2 separate regions of the Homo sapiens genome follow, and region 1 is linked to region 2. The links are chromatin contacts, found by Hi-C or POLR2A ChIA-PET in ENCODE. All regions are on one chromosome and are shown on one strand. Each heading gives the region's core, a stretch centred on a gene start or an enhancer-like site at or near the end of the contact. The rest is flanking DNA. Distances are from core to core; before and after follow the strand shown.

What was found. Hi-C counts contacts between places; a loop is a spot of excess contacts on that map. ChIA-PET counts read pairs that join two places held with the same protein, here RNA polymerase II (POLR2A).
Region 1: a map of HAP-1 shows a loop between it and region 2 (2.0-fold over the local background). The contact joins two enhancer-like sites. A Hi-C loop is called at or near these places in 1 of 168 maps with a recorded cell type or tissue (HAP-1). POLR2A ChIA-PET finds 5 or more read pairs at or near these places in 1 of 52 experiments (activated naive CD4-positive, alpha-beta T cell).

Annotation. Positions count from the first base shown.
Region 1 is chr15:69,498,125-69,501,819 of GRCh38, reverse strand. No RefSeq gene overlaps it. Among named protein-coding and RNA genes, the nearest start is that of LINC02896, 37 kb to the right of the region's middle. RefSeq lists an enhancer at 1,807-2,308. Within about 2 kb of position 1,744, at least 5 of the 41 ENCODE cell types and tissues checked have a DNase peak (open chromatin) inside an H3K27ac peak, as active enhancers do.
Region 2 is chr15:69,733,673-69,737,692 of GRCh38, reverse strand. No RefSeq gene overlaps it. Among named protein-coding and RNA genes, the nearest start is that of LINC00593, 100 kb to the left of the region's middle. Within about 2 kb of position 2,397, at least 2 of the 41 ENCODE cell types and tissues checked have a DNase peak (open chromatin) inside an H3K27ac peak, as active enhancers do.

The DNA.
Region 1 (3,695 bases), core at 495-2,994, 240 kb after region 2:
GCTGTCCAGAAGCTCTCCAAACCCAGGTCTTGTGGGTTTTTATGGAAGCTTCATGACATCTCCATTCCTTCCCTCAGGGCACAGAGCAGGACCCTCGGAGGAGAGAGTCTTATGACCCGTGTAACAGGAGAAACAGGGGAAGATTAGCATCCCGGCTTGGGGTTGCCGAAGGGAGGGCAGGAGAAGGTCGGAGGGATTCTGCTTCCTGAGTCCTGCTCCTGAGGCCTGATGCCCACAATGTTAAGCCTATAACAAGTGCTTTGGGGGCGGCAAGCCAGGAACCGTGGACAAAAACCAATACATGTATACATCATAACACCACAGGTCACCCCTTGGTTTTTTAACGTGGGCCCTTTACATCAAAAGAACATACATGATCATTAGTAATTAGCCTAGTCTGTCATATTGTATAAATGTCTCCCAGGCTGAAGCCACTCAGGTATACAGGCTTCCTTTCAATCCCATCCAAGTTCCAAAAGCAGGAGTGGTCTCAGCAAACATATAGATAGCTTCACCCTTTCAGGCATGTGAGATCATTGAGACAGTGGCATCTCTTGCTCTGAGACTATTTATTTATTTATTTATTTATTTATTTTTAGACAGAGCCTCACTCTGTTGCCCAGGCTTCAATGCAGTGGCACGATCTCAACTCACTGCAAACCTCCACCTCCCAGAGTTCAAGTGATTCTCCTGCCTCAGCCACCCAAGTAGCTGAGATTACAGGTGTGCACCACCACACCCAGCTAATTTTTGTATTTTCAGTAGAGACAGGGTTTCGCCATGTTGGTCAGGCTGGTCTAGAACTCCTGGCCTCAAGAGATCCACCTGCCTCGGCCTCCCAAAGCGCTGGAATTACAGGTGTGAGCCACCATGCCCAGGATGTATTCTTTTTCTTAAAGAAAGTCCCTAAGCTGCCTGCGCCTGAAGCCCCACAAACCCTGGATGCCCCTGTCCCTTGGTGAGTTTTGGCCATGGGAATGTGGATAACAGGTGGGTTCATACACCCTGGGGGTGGAACATCCACCCATGCTCTCACCATCCACTCAGTGGGAATCTGCTTGTTACGGGTTGAATTGTGTCCTCCAAAATGATATGTTGAACACCTTAACCCCAGTACCCCAGAATGTGATCTTATTTAGAAGTAGGGCCTTTGTACATGCCATTAGTTAAGTTAAGATAAGGTCATGCTGGAGCAGGGTGGGTCCTTAATCCAGTATGACTGGTGTCCTTGTAAGAGGAGACTTGAAAGACACAGATCCCTAGCAGAAGATGGCCATGTGAGGACAGAGGCCAAGATGGAAGTGCTGTGGCCTCAAGCCAAGGAGCAGTGCAGATGACCAGCAAATCCCAGAAGCTATGAGAATGAATGCAACCGGTTCTTCCCTAGATCCTTCCAAGACAGCATGGCCCTGCCCACACCTCCATCTCTGGCTTCCAGCCTTCAGAACTGTGAGAGAATACATTTCTGTTGTTTTAACCCATCCCAGCTAGTGGTACTTAGTTACAACAGCCCCAGGAAATTAATGCACTGCTATAGGAAGCTGCTACCTTGATGATATTTGCTGAGACCTCATCTCTCCAGCTCCCGGAGAAACAGTGCCAGCACCGATGACAAAGCAGGCAGAACAAAAGAAAGATGACAGGCAGAACTAGGGCAGTGGGTTTTGGGAAGCAACAGGGGCTCGACAAGCTGCTTAGGCCGCCAGCTCACAGCGTCAGATGCAAACGGTCAGCCAGCGTGTTTGACAGCAACAGGAGAGGCAGGCCCTAAAAATAGCCCATTGTGCTCCAGTGAGCTCAGTGGGGCACTGAGCTCTCACTCCAGACCAGGCTCCGCTCTGAAGGGTTCTGGGTCAAGCCCCCCAAGAACAAGCTTCTCCCCACGGCAATGGGAGCCACCTTTGTCCTAGAGGTTGAGTCATCTAAGCGATGAGAGCACAGTGACCTGGAGCCCAGGTGGAATTCCATGCCTCAGCTCATTCCGAGCCCAGGAGCCTGGGAAGCTTTCCGACAGAGCAGCAGGGCCATCAAGTCAGCATAGACGGGGCACCATGTGACTGACCTTTCTGCTCACAACGCTCCCCGCTGTAGGGCTAAACGTAATTGAGGTCTGTGAACAAAGGAAGATGCCAGCTACATGAGACAGGAAAGGACTTTAGCAAGTAACACCCAGAGTGCAGGGGCAAGGAAGGGCTTCTCACCTCTCACCAGAAGGGCTGGCCCTCAGCCCAGCTGTCTTCATGGTGAAAATGAAAGAGATCAACTCAATTATCTCCAAGGCCTTTTCTGCCTCAATTTTCTCTAACTCCAGGGACCCCACACCCTGCCGGGGGCCTTGCACTCTCATGCTGCCTCCTGATTTCCCAGCCCTTCTTCATGCATGCGCTCCAGACCTCTCATCCCTGACCGGGTCCTTAGAACTTGCTATTGCCCCTGCCTACCCCACCCACCCCCCGTCCAAGGCTGTGCTCTACTGAGCAGCAGCCAGAAATCTGGAAAACTAATCAGGTCATAATGAGGGTGCGGGTAACCCTCTCTTTAGGCTTTGCAATTAAAAAGGAGGAAGGCTGCTTGAGAATGGGGGCCATGGCATTTACTCAGCACCAGCTACAGGTTTGACACATTGCAGGGCTCAGGAAGTACTTGTTGAATGAATCAACAACGGTCTCAGTCACTACAACAGGATGCGCAAGGTGGGATGGAAGGATCAGAGGACTTCTTAGGATACTTTGATACAAACTTTTAAACACAGGGTCTGCTCCATCCCCAGACCTTGACATGAGCGTTGCGCCTGTTAATTCTCAGGCCTCACTCTCTGATATCCCAAGGGGTCCCATTGCCTCAACAGCAGGATGCTGACCCAGTGCCCAAAATCAACCCCAAACAAGCGATGAGACCTGCATGGTTGCATGCATTGCATATTTTCTCAACTGTCTGGGACTAAATATAAAACCGTAAAAAAATGAAAGGAGGTGGAGAAGGGCAGAAAGGACATATCAGGGGACTTACTGAAAGAAAGAATCAAAGGGGAGCCGGCCAGCAGCTTATGTTTGGCAATAAGCAGGATAATCACAAAGGAAATTAAAAGTGAGTTTCCTTGAAGGAGGAGAAGGAGGGAAAAAAACTATAATTGGTTCCTTCTGCTCCAATGTCCCGGCACCTGCCCTCCATCTGCACCCAGAGAAGTTGTCAGAGGTCAAGGGACTGATCCACCAAAACTCTTCCAGGCAGTCTGGCAATGCAAACACACACACATGCGATGCGCACACACAGACACATGCACACACACACGCATATGCACACACACACGTCCACACGCACACACACACGCACACACACACATCCACATGCACACACACACACGTACATACAGACACGCGCGCGCGCACACACGGCTCATCCATGTGTGATTTAAAATATACAACGCTTCAATATGTATAGGCCAGAGCTGGGACCCAACCTCCCATCCTTCAGTCATACTGAACCTTCAGACACATGGAAGGAAAATTCACAGGCAAGGTGTGGTGTGTAGTGATCAGTTGTGAAGTGTGGAGCAAATAATTCGCTACTGACGATAAGATGTCAAAGTCTGGGAGTGGCTTGTTGAATTGTAGAAATCAGAATGGATTCAAGTTAGACCTGTAATTATGTCATCTTAATCCCATGTGCTCCCCCCTCTTTCTCACAGGAAAGGC
Region 2 (4,020 bases), core at 1,148-3,647:
ATGGGTGCCTGTAGTCCCAGCTGCTCTGGAGACTGAGGCAGAAGAATGGTGTGAACCCAGGAGGCGGAGCTTGCAGTGAGTGGAGATCGCATCACTGCACTCCAGCCTGGGCAACAGATTGAGACTCAGCCTCAAAAAAAAAAAAAAAAATTGAGTCTCTTACCATTCTGGAGGGCAGAAATCCAAAATTAGCCTCACTGGGGGACTAAAGTCAAAATATCAACAGGGCTGGTTCCTTCTGGAGGCTCATGGGAGAATCCATCTCCTTGCCTTTCTTTCAGTTTCCAGTGGCCACCTGTATTCCTTGGCTCATGGCCCCCTCCTCCAACTACAAAGCACATCCCTCTAATCTCTGCTTCTAAAATGATCTTTCCTCACTTTCTTGCCTCCCTCTTATAAAGCCCCATGTGATTATGTTGGGTCCATCTGGAACACCAGAATAATCTTCCCATCTCAAGAGACGTAACTAATCACATCTGCAAAGTCCCTCTTGCCATGTAAGGTAACATTCATGAGTTCCAGGGATTCAAACGTGGATATATTTGAGGGCTATGGTTCAGCCCACCACACTGACCAAAGCAAAAAAGGATTAAAATATACAGGGTTCCCCCTAAACTATTTGGATATCTTTTCCATAGAGCATCTCAATATAACACCTTCCTCCTTCTGTGGATACAATTTTTAGAAATTGGGCTCTGCACCTATTATTTGGCATTTCTATTGCTCGTTCTGCAGTTATTGGTAAACAGGTATCCCATTCTTACAGAGTCAGTTCAGCCCCTTACTTTGCTTGGAGATCTTCCACGTTCCTAATCTGTTACCCTCATTTTACAGATGAGGAAATTGAAAGACCTCCAAGCAAACCAGCAGTAAACTTTAATGGCTGCAAGATCTGCAACTTGGCATGCTGTGGATTGGATGGCACAAGCCAAGGACATGGCTGAATTGACTGTAAGAATTTGTAATCCTATGGTAGGCAATGGGATATCTGTTTACCAATAACTGCAGAACAAGCAATGGGTAGAACTGATCACTGAATTACATGAGATCAGTTTGAACATGTGGCCACAGTGACTAGCCATAACTTCTCAGTAGATGACGTGGCCTTCCTTGCCTGCTTATTTTTGTCACAATGGGGAGAAGCCAGGTGTTATACAGTGCTGGCTACCATGGTGGACAGTAGATGCTCTTTAGCTGACGGAGGTAAGGTCTCCCTGATACCCATCACCCTGCTGTCCACCTCCTGCCCTTCCTTCTGCAGTGTTAGGCTTGTGGCATGTGCTGCCCTGGGTTTGTTTGCCCTGACCTCCCAGGATGTACACAAGTCCCTCCAGGGGGTAGGCAGGAGCTGTGTTGCATAAATAAATGAGCCTGATTTCACCACTCAATAGCTGTGTGGCTTTGGGAATGTTCCTTGTTTTCCTGGGGCTTTGGCTTTCCCACATGCTAACATGAGGCTAGATTAGGGTGCTCTACAGCCTCTCCTTACCAGATCCTATGCCCTTGAGTCTGTGACGCTCCCTTTTCTCGGCATTTTGCTCAAACAGCATAGGCTTTGGATCCCACTGGTACTGAATAAAGGTTTGATGAGTAGTACATTGACAACTCTTTTTGTGCAATCTTTCCAATTTTGCATTTTAATGAACTCTTCAAAATACTCTTCAAAAAAACCAAAAGGAAAAATGGCAAATTACTCTGACTCCAGAAGAGACATATGCATGATTTTTGGGCCTTTCCAGGGACCTCAAATCCCCCATGCAAAGCCGACACTGTGGGAATAAATGCCACCAGTGAGTCCTGTGTCACTGGGAGAATCCCATAGTGCAAGCCCACTGGCAAGCTCCCATCCTGAAACTTACAAAACCCCTCAGCACTAATTGGCATTTTTACAAATGAAAGAAATGTCTACTTTTTCAGAGAAGAACAGCCAACCAAAGGGTTAAGCCCTAAAAGGTTAGTTTCCTCTACTCTCCCTGCTCTAGAATCTGGGATAATTCCTCCCATTAATATTTTAAGCAACTAATTTGACATTTTTCCATTTAATTAACTTGCATACATATGAGAACAGGGTTTTGAGAGTACCATGACATTTAAACAAAGTCATTTAAGTTTTCCCATTTCTGGGGGCATGCTTCTTTTTTCTTTTGCCTTATTCTTTTTGTTCTGTTTCTGTTTTGCATTCCTGATTCTGAAGCTGGCTTATTAGCTCAGAGGAATGACCAAATTTCCCAAAGCAAATGTCCCAGAGTCTCAACCTGGGTGATGTGGGTGGGCCGGGAGCTCTGGGCTGTGGCTCTTTTAAACTTGAGCCTGCTCTTTTCCAGGCCTTTTTACAAATGGCATTTCAATCAGAACAGGCCCACGTCACAGGCTAATGTTTTCCTGTTGCCACACCAACCCTGGGTGGGAGAGGGGGAGGAGCTGCAGGAATGCAAAAGATTTATCAAATGCAACCATCACCACGGAAGAGCTGGGGTTTCAAGAGGGAAACAATAGCTCCGTGACAATTTTCTCTTCCAAATGACAAATAATTGTTGTCATATCATCAAATGATTAAGAAATAAAGGAAAATAGATAAATGGAGTGTATCCACTGAGAGATGGGGTGGGGGGACTGGGGAGAGGCTTGCTTAATGTTCCGTAATTGAAAAATTGCACTCTAATTAGCTCCCACCCCAGAGAATTCATGAGTTCTATGTGCCATCCAATCCACAGCATGCCAAGTCGCAGATCTTGCAGCCATTAAAGTTTACTGCTTGTTTCAGAAGGGACTGTGCAGTCTCCAAATGCATTCAGCGAGTGAGACTCTTCAGCTTGCCCAGCCCTCAAAAAGGATTCATGGCTTCAGACTTTCATCAGCCATAATTAATCACAGACTTTCTCTGCCTAGCAACAACTCCGGCTGCTCTCCCTAAATGAACCTGGGCACTCTGGTCTCCAGTTTATGGGTGGCGGCCAACCTGGCCAGGCTCAGTCAGGAAACTGGAGCTGAGTCCCCAGGTTGCAAAATGGCACCCCCTGATCCCAGGCATCGGGGAAGATTGGATCTTGCATTTAAAATAAAATCCCACTGCAAACCAAGCCCATAGGACTCAGGAGCAGTTCCATGTCTTCATTTGCCCCACACTCGGGATATTCTTTGGGGATTTCTAATGAGGTTGTCAAACTTTAGGAAGAATAACGCTGTAAGAGACATGCATGCCATTCTCTCTCTCCCTGGATTTAAATCCCAGCTCCATGACCTCAGTAGCGACATGACCCAGGAAAGTGACTTGGCCTGTCTGAGCCTGAGTTTTCCCTTTTGCAGAATGGAGATCATAATTTCTACCTTTTGGGACTATGATGATAATTGGACAATGCCATGTGGAAAGGATCTGTGCTACGTTGGCTGACAGTGCCTCTTGATCCTTACATGTAAAGTGGGAATAATAATCTTACCTCCCCACTGGCGTTGTAATGAGAATTGAATACAGTATGCATTAGATGCGTGCAAAGTGCCTCACACGAAGTTGGTGCTCGGTAATATTTGAATTGAATTGAACTGAATACACACTTGGTTCATTCATTCATTTAATCCAACAGCTAATAATTGTTGAATGCTACCTTTTGCTCAACACTTTTTTAGGGATACAGAAAGGTAAATAAGACAGCTTTGATTTATGCTCATGGGAGCTTACGTTCTAGGAGAAATACAGTGAAAAACAAAGTTTAAGAACCACGTGCATTATTAAAAACTACTATTAAAAAATCAACAAGAACACAAATACAGGCTCATAGTTGGGTGGCGACTTTTCAGTGAAGACCTAAAGGTTAAGAAGGGGATGTGAGGAATGCCAGGGAAAAACATTCTAAGCAGAGGGAACAGGATGGGAGAAGCGGGGTGAATGTTGGCAAATTTGGGAAACTGAGAATAGGCTGTCATTCAGAGTGAGCAACGGTGGTAGCCAAAGTACACAACCCTAAATCTCAGTGATTTAAGACAATAAAAATTTATTTTTCCTTCTTGTCATGTGTTAGGTGG